Regions from separate parts of the Homo sapiens genome. Here region 2 is linked to region 1. A link is an interaction called in ENCODE POLR2A ChIA-PET data of the cell type or tissue named here. Cell type or tissue: MCF 10A. All regions are shown on one strand. Links, peaks and the distances in the headings refer to the core of each region. The heading gives the core; the rest is flanking DNA.

Region 1 (11,036 bases), core at 2,983-10,982:
TTCTTAACTGATATGAAACAAAAACTCTAGACATGCCTGGCAGCAATTTTTGATAAAAATAAAATGAAAGCATAAAAAATTCGAAGGATTACAAAAATAATCTGTATAGAAATATGGCTGACTCTTGAACAATGCAGGGGTCAGGGGCACCAACTCTCATGAAGTTGAAAATATGAGTATATAACCTTTGATTCCCCCAAAACTTAACTATGAATAACCTACTGTTGACCAGAAGCCTTACTGATAACAGTCAATTAACACGTATTTCATTTATATATATCATACCCCATATTCTTAAAATAAACTAAGCTAGAGAAAAAATGTTATTAAGAAAATCATAAGAAAGAGGAGATCTATCTACTCTTCACTAAATGGAAGTGCATCAAGATAAAGGTCTTCATTCTCAGGCCAGGCGCGGTGGCTCACACCTGTAATCCCAGCACTTTGGGAGGCTCAGGCAGGTGGATCACCTGAGGTCAGGAGTTTGAGAGCAACCTGGCCAACATGCTGAAACCCTGTCTCTACTAAAAATGCAAAAATTAGCTGGGTATGGTGGTAGGTACCTGTAGTCCCTGTTACTCAGGAGGCTGAGGCAGGAGAATCCCTTGAACCCAGGAGGTGGAGGTTGCAGTGAGCCAAGATTGTGCCACTGCACTCCAGCCTGGGCAACAGAGAGAGACTGTCTCAAAAACAACAACAACAATAACAACAAAACAAGTCTTCATCCTCATCATCTTCATGTAGAGTAGGCCAAGAAGGAGGAAGAGGAGGAAAAGGAGGGGTTTGTCTTGCTGTCTCAGGGGTGGGAGAGACGGAGGAAGGGAAGGGGAGGCAGGAGAGTCAGGCACATTCACTATAACTTTTATTGAAAGTAAAGCTGCATATAAGTGATTCCACACAGTTCAAACCTCTGTTGTTCAAGGGTCAACTGTAAATATATATTTAATATATATTTCTAAAATTTAATCTCTTCTCTGTATATTAAAAAATAACTGATCCAAAGCAATGGAGCAAAGCACCCCTTAAACTTTCTAAGCAGTACTAACAATTTTCAAAGCAAATTCACCCTCATTATCTCCTCCGATTATTATGAACACCCCTTTGAGAAGGCAGGCCTTGTTATCTCAATTTCTCAGAGGATGTAAAGTCAGTCACTTCTCTGCAGCTAAAAGGGCCTAGACCAGGGGTCTTCTGACCCCGGTGTCCTGCTCTCTCCATCTCAGCGTACTGACTATGCAAATCAATCTTCAAGAGAAAGGCCAGGCATGGTGGCTCACATCTGTAATCCCAGTACTTTGGGAGGCCGAGGCAGGCAGATCACCTGAGGTCAGGAATTCGAGACCAGCCTGGGTAACATGGTGAAACCTCTTCTCTACTAAAAATACAAAAATTAGTCAGGCGTGGTGGTGGGTGCCTGTAATCCCAGCTACTCAGGAGGTGGAGGCAGAAGAATCGTGTGAACCCAGGAGGTGGAGGTTTCAGTGAGCTGAGATTGCACCACTACACTCCAGCCTGGGCAACAAGAGCAAAACTCTGTCTCAAATAAAAAAGAAATAATCTTCAGGAAAAATTAAATCAGCACACATATTCATGAAAAGCAAATCTTAAATGTTTATTATAACCCATCTGACTTAGGGGAATTATTAAAAAAAAAAAAAAAAGCTAACCCAGGGATGACAATTTCAGGGCTTGAAAGATAGTCGTTTTCTGATGTCACAGCTACAATCACGTTCTTGTGTCTAAAATAATTAACACTGCCACTGAAAGACAGGTAGGGCAAGAAAGAAAGGGTGCTGCAGAGAATGAGGTGGAAAGGCAGATGGTGACCTCATGACAGAAGGCTGAAGACCTGTTCCCACCCTGGGTTCTGCCACTGATGAGCCTCAGCCTCAGTTTCCCCTTCTGTAAAATGATGGTGCTGGCTTCCTGACCTCTAAGGTCTCGTCCAGCTCTGTCATTCCCTGACCCTCCTCTCTAAAGGACACTTCCTGGATTAGAATCACAGTTGAGGACAACAGTGTCTCTCTTCCATATCTCCTCCTCCCAGCATACGCCCAACTGTTCTTTACTTCAGCTTGAAAAGGGCAAAAAGACCAATCTGAGGAAAACTCCATTTATCTTCAATCAGATTAGCAGCTAACCCCAAGTATTTTCCAGGTAGTTATCAAAACAGGACAGTGCAAAATTAAAAGGTAAACTGTGTGTCTAAAAATGGCAATCCAGGCCAGGTGCGGTGGCTCATGCCTGTAATCGCAGCATTTTGGGAGGCCAAGGCGGGTGGATCACCTGAGGTCAGGAGTTCGAGATCAGCCTGGCCAACATGGAGAAACCTCGTCTCTACTAAAAATACAAAACCGTCTCTACTAAAAATACAAAAAAATTAGCTGGACGTGATGGCGCATGCCTGTAATCCCAGGAGAATAGCTGGAACCCAGAAGGCAGAGGTTGCAGTGAGCCAAGATCGCACCATTGCATTCCAGCCTGGGTGACAAGAGCAAAAATTCATCTCAAAAAAACAAAATAAATAAAAATGGCAATCCCTAGTTAGGTATAAGAAAGAGAATAAGATATTAGGATCAATACGGCCTTTTACAATCTAACTTTTAGACTGTCAGATCCATTTGGGGCCTCAAGTAATCTGGATGAATTATCTATTCTGCCCGAACTCAAGTGAATTCAGGCTTCTGCTTTAGCTGAAAGAAAATCTCCTTGGGATACTAGATTTGTCCTAGAACATTAATAACTCTGGAAGGATGGGGTCCCGCTGCTGTATGGCTCTAGTGTCTGTAAGCGATGTAATTTACTGGAAATAGCAATGTGAGTGTGGCCACCAGATGAGCCACACTAAAGTGTTCAAAGGTATTCTTGGTTTTAGTTCTTGATCCTGAAAAATCTGCCCCAGAACTAAGAGGAGCACCATGTTTCACAATTCACAGACCTCATCTCATGTTCTTTTCAAAGTTCTTTCATATTTCTGACCACACATTTCCCTATCTGGGAAAATGGAGGAAAACCCCATTCCTCCCAAACCCTGTATACCTCTTTCCCCCAACATTATACATGTGGCCCGGGGACTTGCCTTCACGACGGGGCAAAGCTGCAATGCCATAGAACCCAGGGAGGCATTGGAACCAAGATGCAAAACAGTTCCGTGCGTACGGAAGAAAGAAGAAGGGCATTCACTCGGTAGAGCCACCCCTGACCTGCACAATGGGAACTCGGAGGCACCCCTTGAATCGTTAACTCCTGACCCTGTTATTCCATGGTTGGTCCTACCACAGGTCATCCCAACCTCACCCTCCCCTACCACCACTGTCCCCAGGCGCAGGCGTTGAGTGGCCATGTCTTCCAGCTGAAAAGCCTTCTTAAATCAGTTTCAGTGTTGTTTCCTAGAACTCTCTGAAATGATATACAGCCCAGAATAATTCAGACAGATGTTATTCAAGGATTCCAGGTGGGGAGAAGAAAACAAAACAGAAATGGCTCGGGTCAGGGTAATATGCTTATTCTGAGAAGGCACTGGGTGGCTGATCCCACCTCTCTGGGATGGGGGTGGTACACATCGAAGTGAGGTCGCTAGGGCAAATTTGATTTTGTGTGTGTATATGTATGTCAATCAAATTACTTTATTGATGTTTATGTTCAGATTTTGCTTCTGTTTTCATAAACGGTAGCAGCAGGAAGGTAGACAAAGTGGAAGTAACCTAACTGGGCTCCTCACTGCCATCCTGCAAAGAGAGCCTGGCATCTCTGCTTACAACCAAGGCTGGTGGCGGGAGTGGGGTTAGGATGCTCTGAACTGCCCTTAATCAGTTAAGTGAATCACTACGGAGATACTCCCCAGGAGTCAAACCGAGGAACAATGACTTAGAAAACCCTGTTACTCAAAAGTCGGTAATATCTTGCTTGCATGTATTTCCTTTATATTACATTGAGTGCTGAGGTCTGTGCTCAGCTGTGGAGGGGAAGAGGGGCAGGAGGATATGTTTTGGGGTGACCCTGAGTGACTTCTAGGAGGCTTCCCCATAAATTCAGTCCATCTCGGGTTTTCCAGGCCCGGGATGATGAGACCCAGGTGAAAAGCTGTTTGACAAATGTGGTCCAGGTGACCCCTACCTTTCCATGCTGGCTTCTAGGTTAAGCTCAGCTGAAGAAAGATGTACCTGACTCCAAAATGAGGAGAGACATAATGAGTGTCCTGATTTAACAATCCTTATTACAGCCAGAGAAACAATTTTGGAAAGCTGGATCGCTACTAAAAGACAGCAAGGAACAGAATAATGATTTTGTCCTAAAAAAGATTTTCCTGCAAGCGTTCCTCTTTTGTACCCTTTCACACGCAGCCTCCTCCTCCGAAGGGTGGAGTCGAGCACGGACACCAAACTGGAGTGGTTTCCTACTCCGGCATGCACCCAGCCGCCGCACAGTGACCTCCTGCTCAAGAAAAACCTGCTGAAGCTAAAGAAGGCAGGTTCAGATGCTGGATTTGATTTACACACATCCTATTTTCTTCAAAGCAACATTTCAGAAAAAGTAAATAAAAACGAGCTGTTCTATTTCTGGTTCTTCTCTAAACAGTGAAATTCAAGTTCCTGTTCTGACTGTCCTCATGCCAGTCATTTAACTTATCTGCGCCCCGGTGGCCTGTATGGAAAATGGGAAGAGCATAGTGCTTCCCTCCAAGTGACTGCTGTCAAAGCAAATGAGCAAACTCGTGTCTGTAACGATGACTGTCGAACACAGGGTCCCCCCTCCCAAATGATCCTTGGACCTGATGATATTTTTACCTTGCCTAAATTGTTATGGAAAAATGATAAAGGGGCCAGGCGCAGTGGCTCACGCCTGTAATCCCAGCACTTTGGGAGGCCAAGGCATGCAGATCACTTGAGGTCAGGAGTTTGAGACCAGCCTGGCCAACATGGTGAAACCCGGTCTCTACTAAAAATACAAAAATTAAAATAAAAAATAAAAAATTAGCTGGGCATGGTGGCGCATGCCTGTAATCCCAGCTACTTGGGAGGCTGAGGCAGGAGAATGGCTCGAACCTGGGACGTGGAAGTTGCAATGAGCCAATATCACATCACTGCACTCCTCCAGCCTGGGCAACAGAGTGAGACTCCATCTCAAAAAAAAAGAAAAGAAAAGAAAAGAAAAATGATAAAGGGATGGCCAAGGATGGCAATGTTATGGGATTAAAAAGTACGGGTGAGAAAATCCTGCAGCTGACCCTGACCCCGCCTGGCATACATGAGAAGCACTATTAAAAGCTGGTCAAGTAAGTAGGCAGTTTAGTCTCCTTCATAGGCATGAATGAGCTCTGTGCGTTCAGTCTATCTGAAAAAAGTCAGATGTCCGCACCTAAGAGAGTCAGCTGGTTCCCACAAGTCAAGTGGACGGTCCGTGTCCATCCTTGTCCTTGTTTCTCCCTGTACCCAGCTGCCTCTAGCACCCAGCCTTCCTTATCTTATGCTACTCACGGCAGAGAGCAGATTGTGGAGAGCACACAGAGAGATAAGGCGATTCAGGCAGAGTGGGTAGTTGGCCTGTGGCGTGGCCCTCCCAAAACCTCTGGGTGGAGAGTGCGCCGGCTGAGCCCAGAAAGCCTCATTCTTATGGATTCTCTGGAAGCAGGGCCTGAGAAACCCCTGATTCTCCAGGTGAGGAAGCCTCTTCAGGACTCATCAGAGAAAGAGAAGCACTGAGCCACCAGGAAGGGGTCGGCTGGTCTGTTCGGTGCCGGGCAAGCTCCAGGAGTCAGCAAAGGCCTCTTTGCTTTCTGAGCCTCTAGTTTTTACCTGGAAAAGGTGCACCACGTTGTACCAGATGATCACTAGGGTCCTTTCCTTCCACCTCAAAACCAGCTTATTAACCAGAATTGGGAGTGTGTCTCCAATCTGAAGAATAAACTCCTGGTTCCGTTGAAAACCAGGTGATCCTTATTCTTCAGGGGATGCTGACATAGGAGACAAACAATAGGATCCTTTAAGAACTGTGGGAGCTGAGCCTCCATTCTGCAAGCCAAGCCTCTTTAGATAAAAAAGAAAGGCCACATGAAGTAGCACATGTCACATTCATCATGGCAAAACAGCCCCACACATCCCATAAAAATTTCAGAATCCATGGGATACACAGAGGCTATTTGATTTGGACTGAAATCCCAGACACAAAAGGTTATCAGGGTACTTTGCTCTTATAAATGGCAAAAGCTTTCAAAAGCACACTGTGCAGCCCCAAGCAACTGCCAAGACATTCTGAGTGTTTGGCTTCTAGAGTTGAAGTATTTCACTTCCCCCACTTCATGTTAGCTTTCAAGAGAACACTGGGATATGTTGGGGTTTTACTTGCTAGAATGTACCTTGTCTGAAAAAACCAAGTACTTCATTCAAGAAGAAAACACCTTGAGGCTGGCATTTACCCAGCTGGGTGTGCAAGAGTTTGAGTGAACTGGTCACAGCGCAAAATAAATCAATAGCACTACTTTTCATTTTTATGAAACTCTAACAAGCATTCTCTCCTCTTGATTCTCATCCTGAGTATCAATATCTCCCTTTCACAGACGAAGAAACTGAGTCATGGGGTTTATGCAACTTGCCAAGGCCACTTGGTCACAGTGACCATATCAGGGCGTCAAAGCTTTCTGCTATGGGCCATGCGCTGTCCTCGTTACACCATTTAAAAATGCCCTGGCCCATAAGACGATGGCCACTCACACACTGTGATTTAAAATCAGGTCATAGGGTGCTGCTGGCACACCCACGGTGCAGGCTGAATGTTTTTATAGGTGTCTCATATAAACAGGCTGCAATAGATGCAAGAGCTGCCAAAGTCTGAGCTGTTAGAAAACACAGACATCGCCTCAGGGAAGCACATCCGAATGATACCACCCAAAGAAGTACAAAATGGGCAAAGAGATGCCGTTGCTTCATAGAGATATGTGCTTAGACACATGGCACGAGGAAAACATAAGGAGATTTTGTACAGAGAGGTTAGATAGCTGACCACTTTGGACACCTAACTCACACAAACACAGCACAGCTTCCCAGAAACTGGGAGCCCAAGAAGAATTAACTATTCCTTTTAAAATTTAAGCATGGTGTCTCCTGCACTAGCACCCCCATTGTTTCCTGGGTCATTGCCAGGCAGGGGCCCATCCAGGTCTCTTAAGCAGACCAGCAGCAACGTTCTTCTGGGGAGAATGCTACTAGACCAGGCATGGCGAGAGGAGAAAAACCTACTGCACAGTTGGAAGGCTAACCAACAACTCCCACCGAGGGACTGTGTATATACCAAACAGTACAAGACCAAACAGATGTGGCGCACACTGGAGCGCACCACCTTGCTGCCCAATAAATCCCCATTTTTCACAGAGCACCGGGAACATGACTCCCTGAACTGGTACAGCAATAGCAGCAGGCCTTGGCTGAGGAGGAGCCAACAATTGCCAGGGCAGGTACAACATGGCAACCGTCAGGTAAGCGCTTGGAGCAGGTCTCTACAGAAATCAGGGGACAAGGATGATGAATGACCTGCCCAGGGTGGGAAGGGAGATACAGGTGGCTCAGGGTGCTGTGAGTTTCCTGAGACTCTCTTTGAGGGGCTCATATCTGCTGTCTGGCAGTCAGGAATCAGCACAGTTCTTCTCTCATTCTCTCCATGGAATGTGATAGAATGCCGATGTGCCTACCCTACATGAGGTGCAGGGGATTCAGCGGGGATCGCAGGCCCAGGCAGAGCCCAGCTTGGTCATGAGAATCACACACACACACATCAGGACAAGAGCAATGATGCCAGCAGCTGGAGCCTTGCCAGGAAGCATCCCAGGAATAACTGGAGAGCAAGTTAAGGACTTGGGGCCCTGGCAGCTGAGAATCAGCATGCTAGGGGGTAAATGACAGCAAACGAAGGCAAAAAGAATATGGGTTTGCAGGTTTGAGAGAATAGAAAAGCCAGGAAGGAGATGTAAAATGCAGGATAGGGGTCTATTTTCATCAAGGCCACCTTGAACTGGATCCAAATCCAGGGGTCCCGTGCTTCCCCTGGACAGTTTCCAAAAGTGGTACCTTTTCAGATCAAATGAAAGTAAAGAAGATTTTATTTTGCTTGAGAGATCATAAAACCTCTAAAAAATTGCCATGCAAATTGGTTGTGAATGAATCTCTCTCTCCCACAATGCTATGAAGGGGAAAGGGGGGAGGCCATAAAAGGAAAATTCTCTCTGACCATTAAGAAGGCCTTGGAGAGGTCACACAAAAACTTCCATCTGCTTTTGGTCATTAGATGAGCTGAGATGACAGAGCTGCAGAGCAATCGTTCTCAGCAAGGTTCTAGCTGACACATCCGCCCCCACCTTACCACACACCCCACAACTTGGGGTTTAAAGTTTTCCTCGTATTTGTTATTAGATCTTGATCTCCAGGGAATTAGGCATCTTTTGCAGTAACTTATGATACTGTATGCCATGTCTTTCGTAGACAACACAAACTGAAGTGCTGACGTGGCAAACACACAATTTATTTTTATTTTTATTTATTTATTTTTTGAGACAGAGTCTTGCTTTGTCACCCAGGCTGGAGTGCAATGGCGCAATCTCAGTCCACCGCAACCTCCGCCTCCTGGGTTCAAGTGATTGTCCTGCCTCAGCCTTCCGAGTAGCTGGGATTACAGCCATCACCACACCCGGCTAATTTTTGTATTTTTAGTACAGAAGCGGTTTCACCATGTTGCCCAGGCTGGTCTTGAACTCCTGACCTCAGGTGATCCACCTGCCTCAGCCTCCCAAAGTGCTAGGATTACAGGCATGAGCCACTGTGCCCAGCCCAAACACAAGATTTGGTAGGTCAATGTAGCAGCCAGACTGGCTTCCCCTTGTCCTCACTCCAACCCACCTCCTCAAAAAACCTCTCTAGCTACAAGAAAATGTTTCCTCCCCTCCCTTACTGTCAACACTTTGTCAACAGGCAGTGATCAGCACTGTTTGTCCCGTGACCTATGTGGACGTATGATGCTGTCTGCTTCTAAAAGGTCTTCACCCTCCATGATGGATAATGGAAAATTGAAGCCATCAAGTTCTGAGATTGAAAAAATAATGGATGGATGTTTCTATACAACACTAAAGACAGATCTGACTTCTACTGACGGGGACTATTTGTGAAAATACTCCAAAAGGACTCCAGCCCATGTCGGAGAACCATGACTAGCTGCTGGGTTGGATGAAGCTAGAAACCATCATTCTGAGCAAACTATCCAAGGACAGAAAACCAAACACCGCATGTTCTCACTCATAGGTGGGAACTGAACAATGAGAACACTTGGGACACAGGGCAGGGAACATCACACACCAGGGCCTGTTGTGGGGTCGGGGGAGGGGGAGGGATAGCATTAGTAGAAATACCTAATGTAAATGACGAGTTAATGGGTGCAGCACACCAACATGGCACATGTATACATATGTAACTAACCTGCGCATTGTGCACATGTACCCTAGAACTTATAGTATAAAAATAAAATAAAAAGAAATGGAGTTAACCCATCTGAATTAAGGAGAAAACAAATGTTTGCATTTGTATGCCAAAAAATATAGGCATTCATAAAAATTAATAAAAAATAGAGGCATTCTCATTTCTTCGTGGTCTCAAAGTTTCTTCTACCACCTGTCATGTTATTGCACGTAGTCTGATGACTAACAATTCTATTCGCGTTAGGATATTTGGGATGCCTCAATGCATGCAACAAAGACCAAAGAGCTATGCTGGCTGCCTCATGATGTCCCCAGGAAGTCTACTGATAGGTTGTTTTTGCTTTCAAGGTATCTTTTTCTTGTGTGGTCTGTTGACTCTGAGAAGGTTTTTTCTTTTGTCATCTTGCCTTTTCCTTTCCTATTGGAGGACAGCAGGTGGTGGGTGTTCCTGGGCTATGCACTATCACTTAGGAGTGAGGAAGTAGAAGGATGATCAGAGGTCCATGCCCAAGAGTGGTGCTTTTCAAATGTGCCCTTGCCTGAAGGGTGATTAACATTTCTTATGAGTTTTATCCATTTCATTTGCCTTCCTCTCTTCTCTAGCAGAATTGAAAATGTTTTAAGAGCATTCCCCTGGATAACTGGAACAAGATGAGGATGCCCACTCTCACCACTTCTATTCAACATAGTACTGGAAGTGCTAGTCAGAGTAATCAGGCAACAGAAAGAAAGTAAAGGCATCCAAATAGGAAACGAAGAAGTCAGACTCTCTCTCTTTGCTGCTGATATGATTCTATGGCTAGAAAACCCCGAAAAACTCCACCAAAAGGCCCCTAGAACTGACAAATGACTTCGATAAAGTTTCAGGATACAAAATCAATGTGCAAAAATTAGTAGCATTTCTACATTATTTCACACCAATAACGTCCAAACTGAGAGCCAAATCAAGAACACAGTTCCAAAGTGCTGGGATCAGGCGGGCGGATCACTTGAGGTCAGGAGTTCGAGACCAGCCTGGCCAACATGGCAAAACCTCATCTCTACTAAAAATACAAAAATTAGCCAGGCATGGTGGTGCGTGCCTGTAGTCCCAACTACTCAGGAGGCTGAGGTTGTAGTGAGCTGAGATTGCGCCACTGCAATCCAGCCTGGGCGACAGAATGAGACTCTGTCTCAAAAAAAAAAAAAAAACAACAAAACACACACAGTTCCATTTGCAGCAGCCATTAAAATATAAAATACATAGGAATACAGCTAACCAAAGAGGTGAAAGATCTCTACAATGAGAACTATAAAACACTTCTAAAAGAAAACATAGATGACAGAAACAAATGGAGAAACATTCCATGCTCATGGATTGGAAGAATCAATATTATTAAAATGCTCATACTGCCCAAAGCAATCTACAGATTCAGTGCTATTCCTATCAAACAACCAATGTCATTTTTCACAGAACTAGAAAAAACTCTTCTAAAATTCATAGGGAACCAAAAAAGAGCTTGAATAGCCAAAGGAATCCTAAGCAGAAAGAACGAAGCTGGAGACATCATATTACCCAACTTCTAACTATACTATAAGG
Region 2 (8,000 bases), core at 1-8,000, 57 kb after region 1:
CCCAGGGTCATCTTGAACTCCTGGCCTCAAGCAATCCTCCCACCTGGACCTTCCAGTGTGCTGGGATTATGGGCGTGAACCACTGTGCATGGCATTATTTTTTTTTAGAGAAGTAGAGCTAAGGTGGAGAGGAACGAACATGGTTGCCAACTTAATTTTTCCATGAGACACACAGCGAACCCCCATCAACTATCAGCCTGCTGTCATAAAAGAGGAGAAATCTTAACACCCTTCAGAAAAAACACACGAAGAACAAAATGTCAAACTAAAGGAGAATATCTCTGCAGAAGGACAGCTGGCAACCTTATATCCCGCGGGCGCCGGAGACTGAGAACATCATCTCAGGCTGCTGTGTTACACAGACAAGCTCCGCCAGGGCCGTGGGAGCTGTAGGGCTGTGTCTCTAGGTGGGAGCCATAGCCTTGGGTTCCCAGGCAGACTAGGGGTCAAATGGGCTGAGCACTGGAGGGGGGCGGGGGGCGGGAGACAACTTGGAGGCTGCTGTCTGAACCTTTTTGCCCCTGAAATCCCATCCTCTAGTGCAGCTATCACCCATGTATAGCCTTGTGTACCCCTTGATTGTGAGTGGGCTCCGACTGCTCCCTGGCTTCTGCCTCTTTCCCTCTAATCCATCTTCCACATAGCAGCTAGAATGGGCCTTGAAAAAGGTGCATGGATCATGTTCCCTACATGCAAACACCTTCTATAGCTCTCCAGTGGGAGTAGCATAAAGTTCAACTCCTGGCCCTGGCCCGAGGCCCTTGGAGCAGCATCTGTCTGCAGCTCTGACATCAAAGGACCTCCCAGCTTTCAGGGATGTCACTGGCTGGAGGTAGTTCAGCTCTCTAGGGAGCCACGTACTGGGCCATCATGTTCTTGATCATGCTTTTCCTCTGTCGGGAGCATGTGCCTCCTGCTCTTGTTCCCGTGAACTTCTCGTTATCGTTAGGACTGGCTGACATAGAACTCCCACAGAGGGTTCTTCTGGACCCCCCATGCTAACGAGGCCCCTGCTGTCTTCCTTACATCACTTGTGCTCTTCCTTCGTGGCATTTACCATGGTTGGAGTGTTGAGGATCCCCAAGACCATCCCTACATTTGAGATCTGCTGGAAGGATGCACAGGACTTGGCGTATAGTTGTGTTAACAGCTAAGATTGATGACAGTGACGTAACAAAGATCTACAGCTGGATCACAAGGGAAAAGAAGCAGAGTCTGGAGAACACATGGATGGTTTCCCGATGCTCTCCCTCCCATGGCAGGGTCCCACAATGCACGCTCCTCCCCCAGCAGTGAAAATGCAGCAGCACATGTGTGAGGATTCTGCCCAGGGGAGCCCAGTGGAGACTCAGCACCCAAAGTTTTTCTTGGGGACTGTTTATCTAGGCATCCTCTGCCTAGCACATGCCAAATTTCACACCCCTAGAAGAAAGGCAGTGTTCAGCCTAGACCATATTGTTTTCATAGCTAGGCATAAGGAGTCAGCTCATCAGCTAGCTGTTGACTCGGAGTGTGCTGGGAGCCAGGTTCCCAGATGCCAGTCAGGGGCCACCTCGCAAGCAGGTATGCTTGGTTCTCTTTCCTGTGCCATTTGTAATGAGACCTTTATCTCTCTGTCTCTTTGGGTATGGCCTGTTTTGTGTACTAGGCTGTCAGCGGTGGGAGAGCAGGACCCCTGTCTGCATTATCCATGATTCCTAGCATCAGGCACACAGCAGGGCTCTGAGAGCTTAAGAGCAGAGGAATATCTGCAGGGGTCTGAATCCTTGTCCACTACTTCTGATCCATGTGACTTAAAACAAGCCCCTTAGCTTCTCTTGGCCTCAGTTTTCTTATCTGTCACAAGGGGATAATAGTAGTTCTTCCTTACAGAATTGCTGTGATCGCTGTGTTGCTATTTTTTGTTCAATGGATGCAACCTGAGATATGGGCCTGGACTCAGTTGACAGATACAGAAATGGAAACCTAGAGTGAATTCTAGAGCTATTTATTAGGGAGAATTGAAAAACAAACAAACCAAAAGGTGATTAGTCTTGGAGGCCCAGGAAGGAAGAGAATGAGGAGAACTGAAGTTTTAGATTTGAGTGGTTAGAGAAAAGACATCAATAGAAATGTGGTTGTTGAGGTTGGGACAAGGACAGATGTTGATAAATTTTGACCAGTCCACTATAGTCCTCATTCCTAACCATCAGCCGTCTGGTCATCAATAGACCATGTAGGTTCTCAGTCCCCACTTCTGCAGGAGCAGACTGGATTTGGGAGGAGGCCCTTATGAGAAATGCTCTGCCCTGTTGGCGTGTGCTAGAGACCCTGGTCTTTGCCTTCTCTGGCCACTCATCCCTTCTCCTTCCAGGGACATCCACCCTTCCCTGGCCCCTGTTGCGGCAGTGGCGATGTTCTGCTCCATGGGACCCACCTTGGTGTTGCTCACTGGATCGGGGCACCTTAAGGCTGGTTGGCCAGAGGACTCTGAACTGTGATCCTGGCCTGAAAGGATGAGCTGGGCTGCGAAGGTTCTTTTCACAGGAATTTGGAATAGGGCTTATTAGCAGTAAGCTTCCAATTATAAGGGTGCAGTGGGGCTGATGTGGGGGCCAGGGCAAGCCTTTGTGAGTCAAAGTTATAAGGAAGCAGAAATGGCTGTGTACAGGGTGAGGACATGAGGACAGTCATCAAAAGACCAAGAGAGAGACACCCCTTAGCTCTGCTTTGGGCTTGGATGGTTTCTTGAACCAGCTCCAGTGCACATGCATTTTAGAATCTGAGACAATTTAATCAAGCCACTTAGAGTTTGGCTTCCACACTTAGACTTGGATACAAACTCTGTCCCATGCAAGCTGTGTGACCCCAGGCAAGCCCCTTAAGCTCTTTGAACTTCCGTTTCCTTAGTTGTGTAATAGGGGGAATAATATTGCCAACTTCATAAGGTTATGGTGAGGCCTAAATGAGACCTGGCTTGTAAATGGCTTAGCACAGCTTCTGACATATTATAAGTATTTAAAATTGTTAGACAGCATTACGATACAGTCATGCACGGGGATACGTTCTTAGAAATGGGTTGTTAGGTGATTTACCCTTGTGTGAACATCATAGAGTGTACTTACAGAAACCTAGATTGTATAGCCAACTACACACCTAGACTATGTGGTATGGCCTATTGCTCCTAGGCTAACTTGTACAGCATGTCACTGTAATGAATATTGTAGGCAACTGTAACACAGTGGTAAGTACAGTCATAGACTACATAATGATGCTTTGGTAGATGACCATATATGAAGGTGGTCCCATAAGATTATGCTGGAGCTGAAAAATTCCTATTGCCTAGTGATTTGTGTTATAATTGCATATGGTATTTGGTACAGTAACATGCTGTGCAGATTTGTAGCTTAGGGGCAATAGGCCATACCACATAGCCTAGGTATGTAGTATGCTGTACCATCTAGATTGTGTAAGTACACTCTGTGATATTCCCACAACAGAATTGCCTAATGGTGCATTTCTTGGGATGTATCACCTTTGTTAAGCAACACATAACTGTATTTGCATATCTAAATATATCTATACATATCAGGTACTATGTTTAGCACCTGGGTGATGAGTAATCTATACACCAAACCCCTGTTACATGAGTTTACCTATATGACAAACCTGCATATGTACCCCTGAACATGAAAGTTAAAAAAGGCCAGGCGCGGTGGCTCACGCCTATAATCCCAGCACTTTGGGAGGCCGAGGCGGGTGGATCATGAGGTCAGGAGTTCAAGACCAGCCTGTCCAAGATGGTGAAACCCCGTCTCTACTAAAACTACAAAAATTAGCTGGGCACAGTGGCAGGTGCCTGTAATCCTAGCTACTTGGGAGGCTGAGGCAGGAGAATCGTTTGAACCTGGGCGGCAGAGGTTGCAGTGAGCCGAGATCGCACCACTACATTCTAGCCTGGGCGACAGAGTGAGACTCCGCATCAAAAAGAAAAAAAAAAAGTTAAAAAAAAAAAAGAGAAAACGGGACATAATGAAAAAAAATCATAGAAACAGAAAAAGCACAGCAAAAATACTGTATAAAAGATAAAAAGTGGTACATCTGTGTAGGGCAGCTTCACTATAATCTTATGGGACCACCGTTGTCATGTGTAGTTTGTCATTGGCTCACGTATCTATATGCAAGGCAAGGCTATATTTTCATAACTCTATTTCGTGATGTCATTCAGGTGGCTCTCTGTTTCTGACCACAACAAATCAAAACACAGTCATGACGGATGATTCTTTCCTTGTTAGAAGGATTCTTATAGGGAAACTATAGTTCTTAGTGCTTCAGCTTCCAGGGTTCTTCCACCTTACCTGTACAGAATGCATACTGGCATTTAGCAGTCTTTTTCTGACAGCTGACTTCCTTTCTCTCAAAGCATTCAGAATTCTATTTGCATGTTTTAACTGCAGTTAGAATGCTTCCATCAATTTCCACACAGTCCCTTTGGTGAATTTTACAGTTTCTCTCTGAGTCTGACTATACATAAAGGATGGTAACAGTCTACTAAGGTCTCCCTGACACGAGATTTTTTGACCAATGGAAGTGTATTAATTCTCACAATACTACTTAATGTGTGTTACAAGTGTCCATGATCTATTTAGCATTTAGAAAAATGGAGGCCTTGAGAGGAAACAGTGCAAAAGGAATAGCACAGAGCAGAGCCTTCCAGAGCTAGCAGGTCTGCAAAATCCATATACTCCCTCCCACTGCACTGAGCCACCCTCCCCAGGTTAGAGATACCAAGCCTCCTTCATCCATTTGTCAAAGTATCTTCCTGCCTCTAAGATGAACCGTTCCATTAAGTTGTGATGAAAATGACATTTCTTCCCATCACAGAATTTAAACTTATTTTAATGATAGAGCTTTTAAATGCATCCAATGAAATAAGACTCGGGGGACTTGGAGAAGTGCATTTTCTCTCTGCATATTATGTTCTTATTACAGCTTCCTCTCTCAAATCTTCTTATCAGCAGAGTGATGCACTCTAGTTAATACAGTTGAATATAACCTTTTGACAAAAACATAGTATTTTAGGTTGTGGATGAATGTCTGTGTTAAAAGATTGATTTTTTTCTACCACCACCTTCTGATTAAAGTGGACCAGCCACTTTCTCTCTCCTGGGCTGTTGCATCTGGCTTCCTGCAAGTCTTGGTTATTCCTTTCTCTCTCCCATTCCCATTTATCATCTACTCTGATGAGCTCTCAAAAACCGAATCTGATGCTTTTGTTAAGAGCTGTTGCTGGCTTCTCCCTGATCGGGTTAAAATCTAGCTTCTTTAGCACATCTTGGGAGGCCTTCAGGGCTCCTTCTCCCTCCAGCTACTTTCTCCCTGCCTTTGGCCATGCCTCCATCCTGCCAGCCACCTTCAATATGCTTCACTCCTGGTTAACTCCAGTCCTCAGTACAACTGTTTTCTTTGTATATAAAACCCTTCCTGTGGTTCTCTGCCTCTCAGGTCAAGGCATCCTTTAAATTGTTCCAACTCTGACACCAACTACTTCTTCCCCCTTTCTACTGGGTGTGTTGTTTACTCCTCTCTCTATAGCACTCATCTTGCTGCGACTGTAGGTCTGGGGACAGAGACATAGTTGACATAGAATCCTGGGCAGGGCTGACCCAAAGCAAAATTGTGAAGAAAGCCAAATATTGTCTTCAGCTTCTCCTCACCTTTCTTTATTATCACAGTGATTGCTGTTCTTTTTTTCCCTTTATTTTACCACTTTATTGAAACATAATTTACATGCCATAAATTCATCCCTTTAAAGTGTACAATTCAATGGATTTGATTATAGTGGACAGATAGTCCCTGACTTATCATGGTTCAACTTACCATTTTTTGACTTTACAATGGTGCAAAAAGTGATACATATTCAGTAGAAACTGTACTTCCAGTACCCATACCACCATGCTGTCTTTCATTTTCAGTACAGTATTCAGTAAATTAGGTGAGAGTTTTATAATGTGGCTCTTTGGCTCTAATAATGATTGTCTTAAGGTCTATTTTGTCTGATATTAGTATTGTCACTCTAGATTTCTCATCTCCCCTTTTACTGTTTGTATGTTTTCCATCCTTTTACTTCAACCTAATTGTGTCTCTCAGTCTTAAGTGTGTCTCTTATCAACTTTAGCTCAGTGGGTTAGAGCGTGGTGCTGAAAAAGTATGTCTCTCTATGTTGCTCAGACTGGTCTCAAACCCCTGGCCTCAAGTGATCCCCATGCCTCAGCCTTCCAGAGTGCTGCGATTACAAGCATGAGCCACTGCACCCAGCCCGAAGTTTATCTTTGATATGTCTCTCACTGGGGCTGCAGGAGGGATGGGGTGGATGTGGTGGTGGCAAAGGGCCTATACATCTGTTGGTAATTAACTGTAAGTATTATGGAGTGCTGCCCGAACTTAGTTCAGGGTACTACCCTCCTGGCAGTATGTGAACTTCCCTTATGTCCATCATAGAACTTTATATAACTAATGGAATCTCAAAGATGATCTTGTGCTATGCACCCACTTTCAAATGAGAACCCAGGGTAACAGAAAATTTATGTGCTCAGAGTAACACAGTTTGACATAGAGGCGAATTTTCATACCCTGCAGTTTGTCATTCTCCCCGAATTTCCCACTGTTCTTTTTCATGATAGAAAAGGCATGGGAGACCAACATGTGGATCTCTATTTGTGGAGGAGAGCCAAGGATAGAGGTGGATAGTGCTTGGGTTGAGAAAATAAGAGTTCAGGTCTGATTCTGCCACCAATAACTATGTGATTTTTTTTCAGATTTCTTCGTATTTTTTCAACCTTGGTTCCTCTAGTCTAAACGTTAATGATAACACCTACCCAAGTGAGTTATTGGGAAGATTAAGTGAAATAATGTATGTGAACCCCACATGTATGCTCTTAACAGCCACAAGACTGAAAAAAATTATAAAAGGCTATGACTTCGGGGTTTCTTTTTCTTTTTTTTTTTTTTTTGTAAAAGCTAAACTCATACAAGAAAATGTCTTTTAAGGCAACACGTGAAGAGAGAAAAAAAAATTTCCTTAGATTAAGAAAAAAGGTAGTATGTTTTAGTTCACCCTAACTATGGACAAATGAGTCGCAGCTCATCTTCATGACTGAGAATAGAGTTAGGAGCTGAATTAGAGAATAATCCAATAGAATTTTAGCCTCCCTCCTCTTTTAGCTTTGGAAAGCCTGAGCAGATGGAGAAAGTTTGTTTGGTTTGTGCACTTAATTACCTCATTATTTTGCTTCTCTCTTTTGTTACATATTAAGCATCAAGCACTGTAGTAAGATCTGAGCAGTCAAGAGTGACTGAAGACCCAGTCTCAGCTCTTAGCTGTTCTAGATCTGCAGTTGATATCACTGAAAGAATTTTCTGTCTGTATTAAACATAAACAAACTCATGGGTAGATTAGCATGACCTAACAGATCTTTGTTATGGACTTAATTGTCTCCCCTCTAAATTCATGTGGTGAAGTTCTAACCCCCTGTGCCTTAGAATGTGACTATTTTTGGAGACATATTCTTTACAGAGGTAATTAAGTTAAAATGAGGTCATGAGAATGGACCCTAATCCAATATGACTAGTGTCCTCATAAGAAGAGGAGATTAGGAGACAGACATGCACAGGGGGAAGACCATGTGAAGGCACAGCAAGAAGACAGCCATCTAAAAGCCAAGAAGATGATGCCTGTAATCCCAGCACTTTGGGAGGCTGAGGCAGGTGGATCACCTGAGGTTGGGAGTTCGAGACCAGCCTGACCAACATGGAGAAACCCCGTCTCTACTGCAAATATAAAATCAGCTGGGCATGGTGGTGCATGCCTGTAATCCCAGCTACTCGGGAGGCTGAGTCAGGAGAATTGCTTGAACCCAGGAGGCGGAAGTTGCAGTGAGCCGAGATTACGCCATTGCACTCCAGCCTGGGCGACAAGAACAAAACTCTGTCCAAAAAAAAGCCAAGAAGAAAGCCCTCAG

What was found. ChIA-PET counts read pairs that join two places held together with the same protein. Peaks named below come from ENCODE experiments on the same cell type or tissue, not always from the same donor. Only the 100,000 strongest peaks of a DNase experiment are listed, where the experiment ranks them.
Region 2: POLR2A ChIA-PET joins it to region 1 with 6 read pairs; 4 of 35 experiments call an interaction of 5 or more read pairs at or near these places.

The regions. Positions count from the first base shown.
Region 1 is chr2:100,828,799-100,839,834 of GRCh38, reverse strand. All of the region lies in intron 1 of NPAS2 (neuronal PAS domain protein 2), which reads right to left. Among named protein-coding and RNA genes, the nearest start is that of NPAS2, 14 kb to the right of the region's middle. In MCF 10A, for the core only: no CTCF peak of the experiment used is centred there; a DNase peak (open chromatin) is centred at 6,844.
Region 2 is chr2:100,772,069-100,780,068 of GRCh38, reverse strand. No RefSeq gene overlaps it. Among named protein-coding and RNA genes, the nearest start is that of NPAS2, 44 kb to the left of the region's middle. In MCF 10A, for the core only: no CTCF peak of the experiment used is centred there; a DNase peak (open chromatin) is centred at 3,478.